Linked DNA regions of Homo sapiens: region 2 is linked to region 1. A link is an interaction called in ENCODE POLR2A ChIA-PET data of the cell type or tissue named here. Cell type or tissue: CD4-positive, alpha-beta T cell. All regions are shown on one strand. Each heading gives the region's core, and the rest is flanking DNA. Links, peaks and the distances in the headings are about the cores only. Region 1 has its middle 75 kb from the start of IKZF1. Region 2 overlaps IKZF1 (IKAROS family zinc finger 1).

What was found. Peaks named below come from ENCODE experiments on the same cell type or tissue, not always from the same donor. Only the 100,000 strongest peaks of a DNase experiment are listed, where the experiment ranks them.
Region 2: POLR2A ChIA-PET joins it to region 1 with 6 read pairs; 6 of 35 experiments call an interaction of 5 or more read pairs at or near these places.

Annotation. Positions count from the first base shown.
Region 1 is chr7:50,220,461-50,238,358 of GRCh38, reverse strand. No RefSeq gene overlaps it. Among named protein-coding and RNA genes, the nearest start is that of IKZF1, 75 kb to the left of the region's middle. In CD4-positive, alpha-beta T cell, for the core only: a CTCF peak has its summit at 8,207; a DNase peak (open chromatin) is centred at 8,198; H3K4me3 peaks cover 530 bases; H3K27ac peaks cover 117 bases.
Region 2 is chr7:50,319,717-50,323,716 of GRCh38, reverse strand. All of the region lies in intron 2 of IKZF1 (IKAROS family zinc finger 1), which reads right to left. Among named protein-coding and RNA genes, the nearest start is that of IKZF1, 17 kb to the right of the region's middle. In CD4-positive, alpha-beta T cell, for the core only: no CTCF peak of the experiment used is centred there; a DNase peak (open chromatin) is centred at 1,856; H3K4me3 peaks cover 1,337 bases; H3K27ac peaks cover 3,177 bases.

The DNA of each region.
Region 1 (17,898 bases), core at 6,446-10,445:
TATATTAAATATATACATCTGTGTGTGTATATATACACATTCATTCATTCATATGTATACATTCATTCATTGAAATGTATATATATGTGTGTGTGAAATATATATATATATTTCACAACCATTGTTTCTCTTTTGGATAGTAAAATATAATAACTTGTTAGAACTGTATTTATTAATTACTTATGCTCCAAAACAAGGTCAAAAAATATTTCTGCTTCATAAACTTCATAATTTAAAAATAATCTTTTTTTAGCATTTCACTTCATCAAAATTTCTATTAACAATATTATTTCAAAAACAGTTTTCTCTTTAATGTCGAATATTTAAATAGGATTTAACAGTAAAATTCACAATGATCATAGATATTTAATTTTTGATTGAAGGAATTTCAAGAAATTTTACTTTGATTCCACAAACTGATTGAAAAATGAATTATATTTGAATCTAAATGTTTCTCTATTTGAAATATATAATGAGCTTGGTATAACATTTGCAAGAATGTTATTATTTGCAACATTCTCCTATTAATAGAGCCAACACATTGTAAAACTAGTACTTTACTTTTAATATGCACACAAAAAATCTTGTAGTTGAAAATGAGTGAAATAAGTTTCAAATGAATCAGTCATTTGATCCAAATGAACGGTTGCGTTTCACTGAGTGATGTGTAAATCCTTTTTTACCTTAGAATAATTTCTAATTTTTGAAGTTGATGCTGGTGCTTCACCAGACTTTTGCCTTTAGCTTTTCTGATGGTCTCTTGTAACACTGCAGCTCACATGGTAGTTGGCAAATGTTAACATATATTTTGTGCAATATACAGTCATTGTTGGGTTTATTGAGGTTTGGAAATTACTTAATTTTTCATTAAGTATTTACCTTTTTTAAAAAAAAATTTCTGTCAAAATGATTTATTGCAAAATAAAAAAGCAGTTCACAAATATATGATATTCACAAAAGAAGACAATTACAGAGAGGTACCACAGTGAAGAAGAGCAGATTAGTGATTGTCAGAGGTAAAAGATGAGGGAGGGTGGGTGTGAATATAAAGGGGTAGCTCAAGAAATTTTTGTGGTGACACAGCTCTGTATTCTGATTATGGAGGTGGTTACATGAAGTTACACATGTGATAGAATTATATAGAGCTGTACACACACATACACACATCTGAAGCTCAGGACAAAAAGGATAGATCATTACTGGTTTTCACTCACACTTAAAGTTGAACTTTCTCTATTGACTGAGTTACACACTCAGAGAGGATCAATGCTCATCTACTCATCCCTTCTTGGCTTATTTTGATGTACTTCCTAATAATGGCAGTACTTCACTAAAACATGAAAAACCTAAACCAATTTACCAAACAGGAGGCAGGGACACAGTCACTAACAGAGACTTTCTTGGACAAACTGGAACCTACAGTCCTCATATTTTTAGTCTTGCAGACATGAAGAACCTAAAGGAGAAAAATGCACATTTCTCAAAGATTCTGACTGGGAGCTCGATGTAGTAACTGGACAGGTCTTCGGATTGCTTCACTTAGGCAGAGGGTGAAAGTGTGTGTAGGGAAGAAGTGTGTGCCTGGATTTTGGGTAGCCATAGTCACAATCATGGCAGAGCTTGCTAGAGGATCACTAGTCAACATCTACATCTTTACCTTCAGAATTTATTGAGACTTCATTTATGGTTTAATGTATGGTCTATTTTTAGAATGTCCTACATGTGCTTTAAAGAATGTGTATTTTCTGTTTCTTTGGGGTAAAATTCTACATAATAGTAGCTGGAGAATATTAACTGTATTGTTAGAGACATTGATAACTCTGCTTATTTTTTTACTGCTTAATCATATCAGTTTTGGGGGATAGTTTGTTAAGTTATCCAGTTTGTTAAAATGAGAAAGTTCAAATAAAGTATAAAAGCAAAAACACTTTTAAAATAAAAGCAATAGAAAGCAGTATATTGATAAATTCAATAACAGATTTTATTAAAAATAAAAAATTGACATTTTAGACAGATTAAATTAAGGAAAGAATAGAAAAAACACAAAGTATAAATGAGAAACCACATATAAAATGAATACAGAGAAAATTAGAAATTACAAAGCAATCATACACATACATTTCCTAATATGCTTAGAAATATAGTAGTGAGGATAACATTCTAAGATAGTGTGTCAATAAATTTGACTGAACAAGTAGTGGAAATCACAAATAAGTCAATAATCAAGGAAGAAGTAAGAAATTTTATCCAAAAATTTCCACCAAAAATCTGACTATAAATGTAAAATACATTATAGATCATTTTTAAAAAATTTCGAAGTAATTTTTCATTCTAATACCACATAATCAATTTCAAAGCAAAGAAGAAGCTGGAAACTGTGGTCATATCATAAAACCAGGACAACTAGGAGAACAAAATATGAAAAAGCACAAAGAACCGTGTGTAAAACAATATAGTTTTCAAATATAAGTACAAAACCTTAATCAGTTCAGCCAGCTACTATTTAAGTTGCTTAATACAATAAACATCAACTGGATGGGTCCCCCATGGAAATGTAAAAATGGCTTAATATCCAGGAATCCTCTAAGATCGTGTAATATATCGATAGGTCAAATATAAATTTAAAAAATGATGCTGAAATATATGGTGAAAAAAATTATATGTAAATATACATTTAATATTTTATTTTTTAAAACTTAGTACATTAAGAATGGAAGGATTTTACTGATCATTGGAGAAATACAAATGAAAAACACAATGAGATACCATCTAATGCCAGTCAGAATGGCAATTTTTTAAAGTCAAGAAACAACAGATGGCTGGAGGCGATGGCTCACACCTGTAATCTCAACACTTTGGGAGGCTGAGGTGGGCGGATCACCTGAAGTCAGGAGTTCGAGACCAGCCTGACCAACATGGCAAAACTCCATATCTACTAAAAATACAAAAAATTAGCTGGGCGTGGTGGCAGGCACCCGTAATCCCAGCTACTTGGGAAGCTCAAGCAGGAGAATCGCTGGAACCCTGGAGGCAGAGGTTTTAGTGAGCCGAGATCGCACCACTGCACTTCAGCCTGGCAACAGAGCTAGACTCCGTCTCAGAAAACAAACAAACAACAACAACAACAACAAAAAACAAAACATGCTGGAAAGGTTGTGGAGAAATAGGAATGCTTTAACACTGTTGGTGGGAATGTAAATTAGTTCAACCGCTGTGGAAGACAGTGTGGCAATTCCTCAGATATTTAGCACCGGAAATACCATTTGACCCAGCAATCCTATTACTGGGTATATGCCCAAAGGAATATAAATCATTCTATTATAAATATACATGCACACGTATGTTCATTGCAGCACTATTTACAACAGCAAAGACGTGGAATCTACCCAAATGCCCATCAATGATAACTGGATAAAGAAAATGTGGTACATATACACCATGGAATACTATGCAGCCACAAAAAGGAACAAGATCATGTCCATTGCAGAGACATGGATGAATCTGGAAGTCCTTATCTTCAGCCAACTAATGCAGGAACAGAAAACCAAACACTGCGTGTTCTCACTTATAAGTGGGAGCTGAACAATGAGAACACATGGACACAGGGAGGGGAACAACACTTACTGGGGCCTGTCAGGGGAGTCTGGGGGTGAGGTGAGCATTAGAGAAAATGCTGGGCTTAATACCTAGGTGATGGGTTGATAGGTGCAACAAACCACCATGGCACAGGTTTACCTACATAAAAAACCTGCACATCCTGCACATGTACTCCAGAACTTAAAATAAAAAACAATAAAATAACTACAAAAAATCACTATAAACATAAAAAAAAGAATGGAAGGGTTTTTAACATGAAAAAGTATGTACATATAAAGTATAATGTGCTTTATATATATTTAATCATATAATTTAATTATGTATAATTATCATTACACATAATATGATGTAATATATATGCTATATAATATGTAAATATAATATTTATTTATGCATAATGCAAAGGATAATGTGCAGTTTTCTCCTTTAGGTTCTTCATATATAAACATGTATTTATATAACTATAAATATATAGATTTATAAATGCAGCAGTCAATATCATAGTGAAAAGTGATCAATTAGAAATGCCTAATTAACAAAGTAAAAAGACAAATGTACCCATTATTTGACATTATCCCAGAACTTGTGGCTAATGAAGCAAGAGAGCAATCAGAAATAAGGAATCCAAATATTAGGAAGTAGACAAAATTTGTATTATTTGTGGATGATATGGCATATGTATAGAAAATAGGCCCAGGACCAGATTCACAGCCGAATTCTACCAGAGGTACAAGGAGGAGCTGGTACCATTCTTTCTGAAACTATTCCAATCAATAGAAAAAGAGGGAATCCTCCCTAACTCATTTTGTGAGGCCAGCATCATCCTGATACCAAAGCCTGGCAGAGACACAACAAAAAAAGAGAATTTTAGACCAATATCCCTGATGAACATTGATGTGAAAATCCTCAGTAAAATACTGGCAAACCAAATCCAGCAGCACATCAAAAAGCTTATCCACCATAATCAAATGGGCTTCATCCCTGGGATGCAAGGCTGGTTCAACATATGCAAATCAATAAATGTAATCCATCATATAAACAGAGCCAAAAACAAAACCACATGATTATCTCAATAGATGCAGAAAAGGCCTTTGACAAAATTCAACAACTTTCATGCTAAAAACTCTCAATAAATTAGGTATTGATGGGACGTGTCTCAAAATAATAAGAGCTATTTATGACAAACCCACAGCCAATATCATACTGAATGGGCAAAAACTGGAAGCATTCCCTTTGAAAACTGGCACACGACAGGGATGCCCTCTCTCACCACTCCTATTCAACATAGTGTTGGAAGTTCTGGCCAGGGCAGCCAGGCAGGAGAAAGAAATAAAGGGTATTCAATTAGGAAAAGATTAAGTCAAATTGTCCCTGTTTGCAGATGACATGATTGTATATTTAGAAAACCCCATTGTCTCAGCCCAAAATCTCCTTAAGCTGATAAGCAACTTCAGCAAAGTCTCAGGATACAAAACCAATGTGCAAAAATCACAAGCATTCCTATACACCAATAACAGACAAACAGGGAGCCAGATCATGAGTGAACTCCCATTCACAATTGCTTCAAAGGGAATAAAATACCTAGGAATCCAACTTACAAGGGATGTGAAGGACCTCTTCAAGGAAACTACAAACTGCTCAACGAAATAAAAGAGGACACAAACAAATTGAAGAACATTCCATGCTCATGGATAGGAAGAATCAATATCTTGAAAGTGGCCATACTGCCCAAGGTAATTTATAGATTCAATGCCATCCCCATCAAGCTACCAATGACTTTCTTCACAGAATTGGAAAAAACTACTTTAAAGTTCATATGGAACCAAAAAAGAGCCTGCATAGCCAAGACAATCCTAAGCAAAAAGAACAAAGCTGGAGGCATCATGCTACCTGACTTCAAACTATACTACAAGGCTACAGTAACCAAAACGGCATGGTACTGGTACCAAAACAGAGACACAGACCAATGGAACAGAACAGAGCCTTCAGAAATAATACCACACATCTACAAACATCTGATCTTTGACAAACCTGAGAAAAACAAGCAATGGGGAAAGGATTCCCTATTTAATAAATGGTGCTGGGAAAACTGGCTAGCCATATGTAGAAAGCTGAAACTGGATCCCTTCCTTACACCTTATACAAAAATTAATTCAAGATGGATTAAAGACTTAAATGTTAGACCTAAAACCATAAAAACCCTGGAAGAAAACCTAGGCAATACCATTCAGGACATAAGCATGGGCAAGGACTTCATGTCTAAAACACCAAAAGCAATGGCAACAAAAGACAAAATTGACAAATGGGATCTAATTAAACTAAAGAGCTTCTGCACAGCAAAAGAAACTACCATCAGAGTGAACAGGCAACCTACAAAATGGGAGAAAATTTTTGCAATCTACCCATCTGACAAAGGACTAATATCCAGAAATCTACAAAGAACTTAAACAAATTTACAAGAAAAAAATCAAACAACCCCATCAAAAAATGGGTGAAGGATATGAACAGACACTTCTCAAAAGAAGATATTCATGCAGCCAAAAGACACATGAAAAAATGCTCATCATCACTGGCCATCAGAGAAATGCAAATCAAAACCACAATAAGATACCATCTCACACCAGTTAGAATGGCAATCATTAAAAAGTCAGGAAACAACAGGTGCTGGAGAGGATGTGGAGAAATAGGAACACTATTACACTGTTGGTGGGACTGTAAACTAGTTCAACCATTGTGGAAGACAGTGTGGCAATTCCTCAAGGATCTAGAACTAGAAATACCATTTGACCCAGCCATCCCATTACTGGGTATATACCCAAAGGATTATCAATCATGCTGCTATAAAGACACATGCACACGTATGTTTATTGTGGCAGTATTCACACTAGCAAAGACTTGGAACCAACCCAAATGTCCATCAATGATAGACTAGATTAAGAAAATGTGGCACATATACACCATGGAATACTATTCAGCCGTAAAAAAGGATGAGTTCCTGTCCTTTGTAGGGACATGGATGAAGCTGGAAACCATCATTCTCGGCAAACTATCGCAAGGACAGAAAACCAAACACTGCATGTTCTCACTCATAGGTGGGAATTGAACAGTGAGAACACTTGGACACGGGAAGGGGAACATCACACACTGAGGTCTGTCGTGGGGTGGGGGATGGGGAAGGGATAGCATTAGGAGATATACCTAATTAAATGATGAGTTAATGGGTGCAGCACACCATCATGGCACATGTATACATATGTAACAAACCTGCACATTGTGCACGTGTACCCTAGAACTTAAAGTATAATAATAATTACAAAAAAAGAAAATAGGATAACATTAGGTGCAAAAACTATTCAAACCAATAAGAGATTTTAGCAAATTGGACAGACATGAGGAACTTTCTTAAATATTAACAAATAAATAGCTGGAAAAATATTTTTAGAAGATCTGATTGACAGGGCCAACATAAGAAAAAATGAAAACTATTATAGTAAATATATGAAAACAAAACAAGAACACTTCAGACCTTTGCTACTGGACAGAAGAGAAATGCTTAAGTAAATGGACAAGCCAGATTAGGGCAGTGCCCCTCACCAGGCAGAGGGAGTACGATGGAAGACAGAAATCAGATATCTGTTCCCCAGAATCTGATTTGCTATAAGGAGAAGCTGGAAGTCTCAGCCTTGATCTTCTACCTCCTCCTATACTGGGAAACACAGTCTGGCCTGTGGAAGCTTGGGCCTTAGGGCTGGAACTCCAACCACTAAGAAGTTTCTCAACTATGCAGTCTTCCTGAGTTTATGCAGGAGGGAAGAGAAAGCCCAGTTTAGGACTCACGCTCTATGCCACATTCTCTAGTCTATCTGTTATTACTGCAGTGTTGCAATTGTTGCTTTGCCATTTAATAAAGTGAGCAGTTGTTTTTCATGTAGGGAAAATGTGGTACTCAATTCTTAGGTTCAAACATCTATGACTACCCTCCCAAACCCATAACTACATTTTTTTTTTTTGAGTTCACTTCTTCTTAAAAGACAAAATGAAGGTAACGATCTATAGAAAAATAGCCCAGGTCTGACGTCAAAAGGGGCAAAAAAAGTTTGTTGCCTATTTTGTAACTCTTGAGCAGATTTTTCCCTTTTTAAAACTCTGTTTTTTTTTAAATCTAGAATGTATTCAAGTATTAATTTTTTAACCAATGTTTATATTAACTTGCTATGTGCTAAGTACTATGTTAAGTGTGTGGATAAAATGAAGACTATATATGTGTATGTATATATGTATTTGTGTTGTCTTGTATGTATGCACACACATGTATATCCCAATTAAGAAAAGTACTTATATAAGGAAAAAAGACAGTAAAAGAACACATGACAATTCTGGGAGGTAGTATTACAGGTGATTTTAAGATTTTTTTTTCAAATGCTTATAAAGAGCATGGATTATTATTTATTATCTAGAAAAATATTTTGGGGAATTTTTTAAAGCTATAGAGATTTGAATTGCTGAATTGCAATCTCTATTGTTCGCTTCATGCATGAATTCCACATTAAATGGGAACTCGATTTGTAAAAACCACTGTCAGAACATGATTTAACACTACTGCCAGCTGGTGGTGGGTTACTATAATTGCAGGTTTAGTTATTTTATGCCATGACTAGCTTCTAGGTAAATTTGATTCCTGAATTCTTCTCTTCCGTGACATGTCATGGTCAGAGGCACATGTCATCCTATTAGATATCTTATTTATTTAATGGAGGAGAGCTGTGTTTGAGCTCTGATGAGCAGCCTGGTCTTCAAAATACCCAATCATCCACTCGTAATGGGGTTTCCCTAAAAAGATGCATTAAAAATGGTTTGGAGACAGGGAAACACATTATAAAATTAACAGACTAGCCCTGGCAAGAAATAACAAGCCCTGGCAAGAATAGAGCCTTGCCTAAATTAACCAATGATCTTTCTTTCCCTTGCCTCTGGATAGTTCTCCAAAGCAAGGTAATTTGTTTCTTTCCATCCTGGGTCCTTTATAGGCTAGGGTCTAAATATTGACCTCTCAGTTTTCTATACATATTACCATTTTTGCACCCAGCTGATCTCTGGATGATTAAATTTTTCCAAGAATATCTTCATTAAGCCTCTCTTATGTAAAAAATAAAATCTCTAGAGATGATTTTTGATTCTTAAGCCTCATAAAGCCAAAACCAAACAAAATCAATACCAACTCCTCTCAGACTACATATTGTAATTTTTCCACCCTGGATGAAATTGGTGTTCCTAACAAAATTTCCTTAAATAGTTTGATCATTCCTGCACCCTTCCTCTTTCCCATCACCCCCATCACCAAGTTCCAGTTCAGGGATGCCTAGTCCATGTTTTAGAATTCTAACTTACCTTTGAAAATTTCACCAGAAGGAAAGAATTTAATGTTTCCAATTAATCAATAACATAGACTGAAGATGAAGATGGGGGATCACTAAATAAACAAGTGAGGAAAAAGTAAACACAAACACTGAGTTTTCCCAAAGCTAGGTGCATGTTTTCTTATATGTTTACACACCAAATATTGGAATGCAGAGCATGATCTGTATGTGATTAATATGTATGTTTTGATCATGCAATGCCTTCCAATATCAGAAAGGTTAACACGTGAGAAATTAGTCTGTAGTATTTCCCCAACATGAATGTTTACAAATATTATTACATCTATGATAGTTTTACAATCAATGGCATCCTGGAATGAAGAAAATGGAGTATCCTTCCTTCATGATCAGCCCTGTCTTGATGATGAATGTGAACAATTGAATGTTTGGCAGAGCATTTTGAGCACTTCAGTAATGCAGAATGACCACTCTGCTTTGGATCGTTTGCAAAATTCAGCCACAAAGCAAAGCCATGTCTGGAGCCAATGGGAGGTCTATATTTACATTTTAGGACGAGACTTGCTTCCTTTAAGCCTTAAAATACTGCTGAAGATTGAGAGAAAAGAGGAACACTTCTAACTGGAAGGGGTTTGTTTTGCTTTTCTCATTTAAAAAGACAAATTTAGTTAAAATTTTAAAATAATCTAACAAGATAAAGATGAAGTTTCCTATAACTACAAACACAAATTAAAATAAAATTCTGGGTTTTTGCTAGAGATGAGATTGGGTGTGGACAAGATGGGATTTTTAAGGAGACTTTTGTGTGTAATCTATTATTACTTTTGTCTTTGAAATGAATACATTGAAGAAGTCATTAACAATTAGCTACTGCCAAAAAGAATTGTTGTATTGGCTCTTGTGCAGGCTGACATGCTTCTCATTCACTAAAGGGGGAGCGGGATGGAGAACGCCGAGCTCTCCACAGAAGTTGGAGGTGTTTGGAAAGTTCCTCCAGAACACCAGCTGCCTACATGACAGTCACATTCAGTAGGAGAACACGGGCACATGTGCTATGCTTCAGGATAGATATTCTCCTGGATTTGAACTGTAATGAGATTAATGCAGAAAAACAGCAAGACAGGAAATATATGTTGATTTTGATACTAACTGTGGCAGTTAAACCACAATTATCTTTGCACAATAGTGTTCAGTGCTTATGTAGTTAAATAAGTGGAATTTTTAAATACATGGATTTTCTTCCCATTTTAAAAAGGAGCATGTCAGGAAGTATTACAATCTATGACAGAAAGGACAAAATGAGGAAGGTGACGTTTAGCTGAAAATAGGAAACTGATTCTAAGAACTGCCAACTTGAAACCCAAATCCTGATTCCCTCCACTAGATAATGACGCAAGGAGTTCCTCTGTATTCACAGCAGCTCAGATAACTTAGCTGTTTTGTAAGAATCCCCAGGAGTTGGAAACCTTAGTTCCAAACAGAAAATATTTGGTACTTACCACCCACTTAAGCAAATAATGAGAATCGCTGCCCCTCCCTCAGTTTCCGAGTAACTCAGAGCTCCCTCTACCAAGGACACCGGGGACATGGAACCTAGCAGCCAAGTGCTCGCTTTGCTTAGATCTGAAGACCTAGTTCTGGGAATTTTTGCTTGTAAATATAGAAGACAGTATGGTACAGTGGAAAGAGCGCTGATTGTGGAATCACAGACTTTGCTAGGAGCTTTGTGTCTGCCATTTATGTATTGTCCTTGGACCAGTAAGTCCCTTGCTTTCTGGAAGTGTGGCAAGGGGACCAGTATTAGCTGTATAGCTCCTAAGATTGTTATAAGAATCAAAATAAGACAATGATAGAAAAAGTGCTATGGGCATTATGACATTCCTGACATTATCATTATTATTAAGGAATTTGAGTTTAGAGTTTATTTAGAGTACTCTAATTTTTAAACTATGAATATCCTCTTTGTATAAAATCAGGCCATTTTCTGGTATTTTCCTAATTCTAATTTTCTGTCAAATCTTCCAATATAGGTGAATGAGAGAACAGATATATTTCAAGCTAACTGGAGTAAACCTATATGTTATCTAACATTACTCTCCTTACCATGTATGCAAATTAGCCATTAGGTTAAACCATATTAAATTGCTAATTATGGAGGTAAAAATAATTCAGTATTGGCTATTGTAAACTTTTCAACCTAATACTACCATTCTCATCATATAAATGAATCAGATGGGATGTACAGAGCTAAGAAGATAAGAGATAAGAAAATCAGCCCAAATTTGATTCTTTCTGAAGTGAAACAGAGGACGGCAGAACAGAAATTTGATCTCAGGGCCCCTCTGCATCTAAAGCCTCTGCACCATATTGACAGCAATTAAAAGTCAGCTTAGTAAATTTTCTCTGTTGCCTGGGATGTAATTTTACTGGGCTTGAGATGAATCAGCACAGCCTGAAACTCTTACCTCCCCACTCATCCTGGGCTTCATTTTGCTTTTATCAGGGATTCCCCACACTTTCCATCACCAGCACTGGGCCACTCCAGTCTGCACCTTTCTGGCTCGGAACACAGCCTGAGGAGCCATCTTCGCTGTATTAGTTCCACAAGTGTCATTCTAATCATCAAGCATCTGCTCATATTTTTGACCTTGATTATATGTCCTTTTCATCTTAAGCACTTTCTTTGAGAATTCAAACCCAAGCTACGTGTTTGAGCATTATCCAAACCTCTGAGCACACTTTCTTTTGAGAGCCTTGGACCTTGGAATGCTACCTCTTTTTTGTTTGTTTTTTTGATTGCTTTGACACTGATGAGACTGTGCCTAGAAATCTGAGTTTTAGAGAGATACTCTTTGTTTGTAAAGGAGTGCATCAGCTTACGTTTTTTGAGAGATTACTATTTGCAGGCACTATGCTAAATGCTTTACACGTGCTCTGTATTTTAATTCTCATAGTAACACTCTGAGATATGTATTGTCATGAACTCACTTGACAGATAAAGAAAATGAATGAAGCACGTGGAAGTGAAGGGTCTTGCTCAAGAGTGTGTGGTTAGGAGGCACTGGTGCTGGGATTCTCATCCAGGCTGTTGGACTTCAGATCCTGAGCTCTGTCACAATATTCTATTGTCTCCTTGGTGTTGGATCCTGAATTATTTCTTCACTTATCTAAATATTTAATGCCAAATATTTATATGTAAATGGGCACACTTGTGATTCAATATCCAGCTTAAACATGATTTTAAATCCAAGTAGCCATAAATATATTCATATTTTGTATCAAGTAAACAAATCTTTTGACAAATAACATCTTTTTACTTTTAAGGAGATGTTTGGGTCCCTGTGGAAGTAGTCCCTAGCTAACGTGAGATGCCTTGATGCATGAGCCAAAGTGACAAGCATCTAAGCCCCTTATTCTAGCGATTTCTGCTGTTTTGTATGGGATTACGGAAAGACATGAGAGGCCATTTCATGCCCTGGAGCATTACTGCTGAGCCCCAGGATGTCACAGGACCCTGACAATAGGTGGTGTAGGATCATGCTCATGCTTAAGTGTTGAGGAAATTCTCTGCTTGTTAATTTATCAAAACAACATTTAGGAAAATCTTGCCTTTTAGCTTCGGGGAAACCCTGACCTTTTTTCTAGATTTTGTTTTGCTTTGTTTTGTGGTGCTTAAACTAATGAAGAATGATGAATGTGCATTACTTGTTTTTCTAAATTATTAACAGTTCCTTGAAGTACAGACAAAATCATGCAGGGAATGTATTTATGGCAGATAGCATGATATAGTGGAATGAATGAGACAGGCAGAAATTGAGGGACTGGCTTACATGTTGGCCCAACTACCTACCAGCTACATAAGAGTGGGAAAGCAAATTAAGCTTTCTGAATCTCAGTTTGTTTTTTCCTTCATTCGTTCATCTTTTAAGTTTCTACTAAGTGTCAGGTGCAGACTTAGGTCCTGAATAAGACACTGTAATGGTGTCTTTTTTCTTCTGTAAAACAGCAATAACACTACTTTGAGTTCAAAAATGTTTGTTATAAAATGCAATTTTCAGGCATGTGTGAGCATCTTCATATTAAGAAGATTAAAGTATGATTCACTTTATGCTTTTAAAAAATTTTACAATTTTAAAAATCATACTTAAAAATTATGGTAACATACACATAACATAAAAGGCAGTGGCTCACGCCTATAATCCTAGCACTTTGGGAGGCTGAGGTGGGTGGATCACCTGAGGTCAGAAGTTCGAGACCAGCCTGGCCAACATGGCAAAACCCTGTCTCTACTAAAAATACAAAAATTAGCCGGGCGTGGAGGTGGGCACCTGTAATTCCAGCTACTAGGGAGGCTGAGGCAGGAGAATCACTTGAACCCAGAAGGCAGAGCGAGCCGAGATCATGCCATTGCACTCCAGCCCGGGCTACAGAGCGAGACTCCATCTCAAAAACAAACAAACAAACAAACAAACAAACAAACAAAAGTACCATTTAAATCATTTTTTAAAAGTCAGTGACATTATTTTATTCAAAATATTTTGCAACCATTGCCATCATCTAGTTTCAGAATTTGTATGATCCCAAGTGAAAATCTGTATCCCATTAATCTCATCCCCAACTCCTAGCAGCCACAAATCTGCTTTTCGTCTCTATGAATTTGTCTATTCTGGATATTTAATATAAATGGAATAATAAAATATGTGACCTTTTGTGTCTTGGTTCATTCACTTAGCATAATGGTTTTGTAGCATGTTGTAATCATGCATCATTTATTTTATAGTTGAATAATATTCCATTGACTGAATACACCGCATTTTATCTATTTACCTGTTGATAGACATTTGGGTTGTTGCCACTATGAACATTTGTGTATATGTTTTTGCTTACACATCTATTTTGAATTCTTATGGGTATACACTTAGGAGTGGAATTGCTAGGTCATATGGTAATTCTATGTTTAAATTGTTGATGAACAGTCAATTATTTTCCACAGCAGCTATACCATTTGACATTCCTGCCAACAGCATGTAAGGGTTCCATTTTCTCCATATCCTCACCCACGCATGTTATTTTCCATTTTTAAAATTTTGATTATTCTAGTGGGTATGAAGTGATATCTCGTTGTTTTGATTTGAATTTACTTAATGACTAATCATGTTGAGCATCTTTTCATGTGCTCGTTGGCCATTTGTATATTGTCTTTGGAAGAATGTCCATTCAAGTCCTTTGCACATTTAAAAATTGGTTTGCTTTTCTTTATTGAGTTTTAAAAGCTTTTTATATATTCTGGGTGTTAGACCCATGTCAGGTGTATGATTTGGAAATATCTTCTTCCATTCTCTGAGTTGTTTTCTCACTCTCTTGATTATGTCTTTTGATGGACAAAGTTTTTTATTTTGACTAACTCCAATGTATCGATTTATTTATGTCACCTGTGCTTTTGGTGTCATGTCTAAGAAACCTTTGCCAAATCCAAGGCCCTGAAGAGCCACTCACATGTTTTCTTCTAAGAGTTTTATTGTTTTAATTCTTACATTTAGGTTGTTGATCCATTTTGAGTTAATATTTGTATATTTTATGAGGTAAGTGTCCAATTTTATTCTTTTATGTATGAATATCCAGTTGTCCCAGCACCATTTATTGAAGAGACTCTTCTTTACCAAATGAATAATGTTGGCACTGCATTGTACAACCAATTGACTATGAATGGTTTTATTTCTGGGATCTCAGTTCTAGTTCATTGATTTATTTGACTATCCTTATGCCAGTATCGCATGCCGGTATCACAGCTTTGAAAATGAAAATTTGGGCTGGGCACGGTGGCTCAGGCCTGTAATCCCAGCACTTGGGGAGGCTGAGGTGGGTGGATTACCTGAGGTCAAGAGTTCGAGACCAGCCTGGCCATCATAGTGAAACCCCATCTCTACTAAAAAATACAAAAAATTAGCTGGGTGTGGTGGCAGGCACCTGTAATCCCAGCTACTTGGGAAGCTGAGGCAGGAGAATAGCTTGAACCTGGGAGGCAGAGGTTGCAGTGAGCTGAGATTGCACCATTGCACTCCAGCCTGGGCAACAAGAGTGAAACTCTGTCTAAAAAAAAAAAAAGAAAAAAAAGAACAACAACAAAAAAAGAAAATGAAAAGTGTGAGCATTTCAACTCTGTTCTTTCTCTTCAGGTTGGTTGGCTATTCAAGGTCCCTTGTAATTTCATGTGGGTTTCAGGATTGACTGTTCATTTTCTACAAAAAAGATTGATGAAATTTTGATAGGGATTGAGTCTATAGATCATCTTGGGGAGTATTTTCATTTTAATGGTATTAAATCTCTCAATCCATGAACATAGTATGTCTTCCTATTTATTGATGTCTCTTTTTTTAAATTAAGGTTTTGTGATTTTTCAGCATGGAAATATTGGTTCTTCTTTGTTAACTTTATTTCTATGTATTTTATTCTTTTGAATGGTATTGTAAATGAAATTTTTAAAACAACGTTCAAATTGTTTATTGCTCATGTATAGATTTGCAACTGATTTTTGCATATTGGTGTCATATCCTACAACCTTGCTGAACACATTTATTAATTCTATTTTTTTAGTGTGCTCTGTAGCATATTCTATATATAAGATCATGTCATCTGGAAATAAATATAGTTCTACTTCTTCTTTTCCAGTCGAAAAGCCTTTTATTTCCTTTGCCTGACTAATTTCTCTGGCTGGAACTTCCAGTACAATGTGGAATAGAAGCAGTGAGAATGAATATCTTTGTCTTATTCCTGATCTTAGGGGAAAACAATAAGTCATTTTCTATTAAATTAGCTGTGGATGTTTCATAGATGTCTTTTATTAGGCTCAGGAAATTTCCATTTTTTTCATAGCTTTTTGAGTGTTTTTATCATGAAGGGGGTTAGATTTTTGTCAAATGTCTTTTCTGCATTAATTTAGAGGATCATATGGTTTTATCATTTATTCTGTTGATATGTTATTTTACATTAATTAATTTTCAGATATTAAACCAACCTTGAATTCCTGGAATAAGTTCCACTTGGTATGCATACACATGGTATACAGTTTGTGTTATATGTTACTGGATTTGGCTTGCTAGTATTTTGTTGAAGGTTTTTATATCTATATTAATATGATATATTGATTTGTTTTCTTGTGATATCTTTGGTATCAATAGGAAGTTAAGAATTTATAAGCGGCAAGGAGTAGGGGCAGATTGGAAGTATTCCAAGTCTCCTAACTAACTAGGGAAAATGTTTCAAGTCACACAACAGTGCAAAAAGAGCAAGAAAGAGTATACTATGTTTTCTGTTTATCTTTGACACTTACATTTAGGGCTTCCTTAATCTATTTTATCCCATTTGTGAGCTTACTTATTGAATTGGCTAAAGAGACAGGAACAAAGCTTTATAGCCATGAGAGAACTGCTGTAATCTTGGTATCATGGATGGAATGTGCCTTTGAATAGACTTGATTTCTCTTACCTCTTTGTTTCTCTATATTTAAGGGATGAGCTATGAAAAGCCTATTAAAAATAACATGAGCCAGTCTCATTATGCTTGGCTGAACTTAGATTCCAGTAAATGTTTGTGGATTCCTTTTCTAATCACTACATTAACTGGAATTAATAACTGAGAAACAAAATACTACTACTCCCAATTTTTTTTAAGTTGTGAGTGTATGGCATTATTCATTTCATCTCCTCCCAGCAACTTGTGTTTATGCACACACACACACACACACACTCCCCTGCCCCATGCAGGTATGAATATGTGTGTATATGCATCTCTGTGCTTATATGATTAAACATGACTCTACTTTTGAACATTCAGTGAAAATTAAGAAATAATTCATACAGATGATATAGGATGGCTTAAGCCTAAAGCTATCATTCTGGGTTAAAAGTAAAATAGTACATGCAAATGAATTTCCTATCATAAGTTTCTTATTTCCAATTTTCACAGCAGCTCTGACATAGGTTTGAGGGCTGACATTTCATCCTTGGCTGTGCAAAGTTCCCAGATCATGACGGTTTGTTGCTGGGAGTCCAGAGCAGAACTGGAGGAAAGGTGCTTCCACTGCTTCTTCCCAGAGAGGGAGGGGCTGGGAGCTCCTTGCCACAGGCTGACCTCTGTCCCCTCCCTTGTTGAGCTGGTGGTTGCCCAGTCCCTGCAAGTGTTACCTCATTTCCTCTATTTGGAGGTCCTCCTCTACCTCTTCCCTAATTCATCTCCATGACGTGTCTCAAACTTTTTTGCATGAAGTTGTCACTAATTCACTTCACTCACTCGGATCACTCCTTTGGGCTCCTCTATCTTGAGATAGGTCAGATGCCATTTACAGAAGAAACTCCATCTCCAGCCACGTAATGAAGTAAAGAGATAGTCATAGGTGGTGCTTAGTCTCCCCACTGGGGTAAGAAAATGGAGGCTGGAGGAACCCACAGGGCAAGGATGCTGTCAGGGCAGGGGAGGCTGGGCACAAGTGTCCAAGAGCACAACAATCTCAATCTTGTTCAGGGAAAGTTGTCAGCTGTGGGAGTGGAAGTGGGGTAGGCAGGTGGTGATGGGATCCCAGTGGTAGATGGAGTGTAGACCCTGAGCATATTGGCTAAATGATGCCAAGCAGTATGGAACCACTTAAAAAAATGGTTCTTGGAGCCTTGCCACCTGGTAGGGTGTTCAGAAGCTGGACTTCAATATTGAAAGCAAGGCATTTGGAGGACTAAATGGAGACAGAAAAGGGCACTTAAAGTCCTTTCCATAGACTAGGGCATGCACAGGACAGGGAGAGTTGGTAATTGAGGCACAGAACAGGAGCTCCCTGGTTAGCCACGTAATAAGAGTGATGATATTAGGTTCTGCCTGTTGAATAGAGAGAAGGGGATGGTTGCAAAAGTTTAAGTAATTGCAACCTCAGTCAAAA
Region 2 (4,000 bases), core at 1-4,000, 92 kb before region 1:
ACACACAGAGACGGAGACAGCAAGACATCAAGTGTTTAAATAGAATAATTTAGAAGATGCAATACAATTTCACTTATTTAGAAAAATGAAATAAACTTCTGGTTAAATTATAAAAATACACATTTACACTTAACTTACCTATGGCCTATGTTTCAAATAAAGCATTACCTATGAGAAGTGTTCTGGGAAAACTGGATGAGATATGGTATAATTAGCTTATAAAATGTAAGCAAATAATTTCTCAAGTAGATTATAATTCACTCAACAAAGTTCTGTCATCCCGCCTCTCCTAAATGCATGAGGTTTTATTATACACAATTGCCCAAGAGGATATAATTCTCTGGGTAAATACAAGCTCAAAATATAGAATCTCAACTCTATAAAGTAGTGGAGAAGCTTCCACTCTAGGGTCCAAGTGGGGATCACACCCCAGAGCAATCTCTGACTCCCTGTTGGACTTCCGGTCAGTTGCTTAAATTCTCTGTGTCTCAGCTCCCTGCAGGTTGGAAATGATAACTGTATTTTCTTCTGTGGGTCCTTGTGAGGTTGAAAGGAGAAAACACTTTGGGTAATGTTTGGTAAATACAAAGCATTTAATCAATGTGATTTACTATGCTTAACTTGATAAAATATTCCCATTGACACTGCAATATATACAAACCTTCTTTACGTAAGCAGATTATATATATCTAAAGGTTTCCATATCCTTTAGATATATACAGTTTATGTTTATGTTTATGGAAACAAACTTCTGGTTTCCATATCCCCAAAAAAACACACTACAAATAGCATTAAACCAATATCCAATATCTATTTAGGGTCACAGGTGCCAGAGGAACCTTAGAGATCAACTGGCTCAAGTCCCTCCTGTTACAGATGATACTATAGTGGTCCAGGAGGCAAAAATAACTGTCTCAGGTCCCATCGTGGGAGGTAGAGGTGGGATGCTGATGCAGATCTCTCAGTTCCCACATCCTTCACTTTCCCACCGGCTGACTCTTTCTTTAGAAACCAAACCAAAAAATAATGCATAGGTATAACACGTATTTTTGGAAAGACTGCCAAAAACACAAAAGGAAGAAAAATACGCTTTACCCAAAGAATTAGTGAGACGTGCCCTAAAGGAAAGGGTAGCTTGCTTTAGATATGCTCTCCTCCAAGTCTATCAGTAGCATTTTCTCAGTACCCTGTGGATTCAAGTCAGTAAACACTTATGGAGTGTCTACTACTACACATCTGTGAGACACTGTAAACCAGGGTATAGCCCACATTTAGGATAAATCTCAAGGAACAAATAACCCAGTGCTTTGAAAAAAAGCCAGATATTAAGTATTTATCTGTTTATCTAGCATTTCGCATACATTAGGTTGAATCCTATGAAATTGCTGATACTTTAATATTTTATGGGAAAAGAGGATGATTTAGGAACATATTCTTGTTAAGATTTCTTATAATCTATAACATAATCTTGGTAAGATTTCTTACCAAGAATGTCAACTCCTATTTGGTTAAATGTACATCCTTATGCCATAACTAACTGTCATTTCTTCCAACTTTAGAAATGAAAAAAACAAATACTGGTTTTAACTGGAGAAGCAGAGATCAAACTCGAAGAAGTAGAAAAAGTATCCTTTGATTCTTTACTAAAAGTGACATGACTCTTTAAGTGCTCTCATCATTACGTAGAGTGCTCAAAGGTTAACAGGAATCAAAAGCAGTATGAGTGTTTTAGAAATAGGAATCCCTTTGGTAAGTGTACACAAACTAAATTTCAGACCAAATCATTTCAAACAAAAACAGAGTTTCCTTTTTCAGGAAGTCTTATGTAATAAGGTCTCCATTCTTGTCCCCGCCCCCAGCTACCCTATCCTTTGAACAGTCAGGGTGCAGAACAAATTACTTATTTTGTATTATGGTAAAGACAAGAAAACTACCAGAGGAGAATCAGGCTTTTGTTAGTTTCGTTACTAAGATACGAGATCGGAATACTGAGGGGCTATTCCTTATATAAACATTCTAGAGATGAATTCCTAGGTGTCAGCATTCAGCTTTGACTCTAGAATATCAGAGTGTAGACTCCTGCATTGGCCAAAGGGGTCTCATTTTCTTTAAATGCACCATGCAAAATACCAATTTAGAAGCTACCCAAAGTGAAAGCGACAAGGAAAAGAAGAGCAGAACAATGAAAGCATCTTTTTGGCCTCTGGAAATTTTTAACATGCTTGGGTTTTTTGACACCCTAATCACTTCTAGTCACAGTCAGCAAACCCAGTGAATGAGATCCTCTTCCATGAGTGAGGATTACAGTCCTCATCTACCAGTGTTTCCCAGACCAGCTCTCTGAGGCTGCAGTGAGAGGCTGGCGAAGCCAAATGAGAGGCTATAAAGAGCTAAACTGCTTTTTTTCCCATTTAACTCGTTTTTTGTTTTTGTGCTTTTTTGTTTACGAAACAAAGTAAACGCTTAAGGAAAATAAATTCAAATAATGCTAAAAGGTAGAAGATGAAAAGCAAAGTTTTCCTTCTCCTCCTCTTCCCTAACTCGTCCCCTTCCTTCTACCATCAGTCTTCCAAGAGGAAGTCCAGGTTAATAAATATCACCCAAGAATTTTCCTAAACGTTATGGGCAAGCATATAGAAAATATGTATGTGTATGTAATTTATTTTCTTTTAAAAGAACGAGATCATACTTTGCATACCATCCAGAACCATGCTATTCTCACTTTCACATGTATTTGGACTTCTTTTCATACTAGTTCATTCATATCCTCCTTATTTTTAAGAGCTGTATGTGGAAGTACATGGATGTACCATAGTTTTAAAATACTGATAACAATGCTGCAGTGAACAAATGCTTAAATGCTCTGTGCACTTGTGAGAATATACCTCTAAGGTAAGTTCTTCAATGCAAAATTGATATTTGTATTTATACCATTTTTGTTTATATAGATAATCACAAACTTTTGGACACATTTTCACTTTTACCAACTGTACCATGAAGTGCCTGAATACCACATTCTAAAAGTTAAAAAGCCACATGTTCTCACTCACATGTGGAAACTAACAAATGCTGCTGTCATCATTATAAGTAGAAAGTAGGACAGAGGCTAATAGAGGCTGGAAAGGTCGGGGGAGTGGAAGATAGGGAGAGATTTGTTAAAGGAGACAAAATTACAGCTAGGTAGGAAGAATAAGTTCTAGTGTTCTACACCATTGCAGGATGACTGTAGTCAACAATAATATATAGTTTCAAATAGCTAGAAGGAAGATGTCGAATGTTCCTAATACAAAGAAACGATAAATGTTTGAGATGATGAATATGCTGATTTACCTGATCCGATTACTATACATTGTATATATCACAACATCACTATGTACCCAATTATTTTGTGTCTATGTACACAATTATTTTGTGACGATTAAAAAAATTAAAAATTAAGTGAAAATATTCAATGATATACAAAAAGAGAATTATATAATTCTCATTCATGAGAATTATATTTAAGATATAAATGTGAGAATTACACAAAGAATGTGGCAATTATATTGTAATAAATACGAAGCCTCACTCTAAAAGAAAAATAAGCTAGCCTTTTGTTTGTTCTTTGCACCTGGGAGAGTTTAAGTCCAAAATCTGAAACATGAATAGAGCGGCTGAGGAGTGGTGGAGAAGGAAGCCTGTGATTGGCAGATCTATCTCCAGTTCCATGGAACTCAGAAGATCCTCTCCTGCACCTTCCCCAGGGAAACCACCAAGCAGGGGAGCAGCCACACATAGGTCCTGGTCTTCATCAGGAGCACCAACTTGTAGAATCCCATAGAAACTTCAAAACACGAGGGCGCTCAGCCAAGGCAAGGTGCCACTGAGAACTTTCTCAAATATAAGTCAGCCTCTGGGGCTGGCTGTGAGTCTGTGAGGCTCAAAAATATGAAATACCGAAAACCCCAAAGTCCATGAAAGCTGCTACTGGGGCTGACGCCTCTGGATACAGGGCCAGATA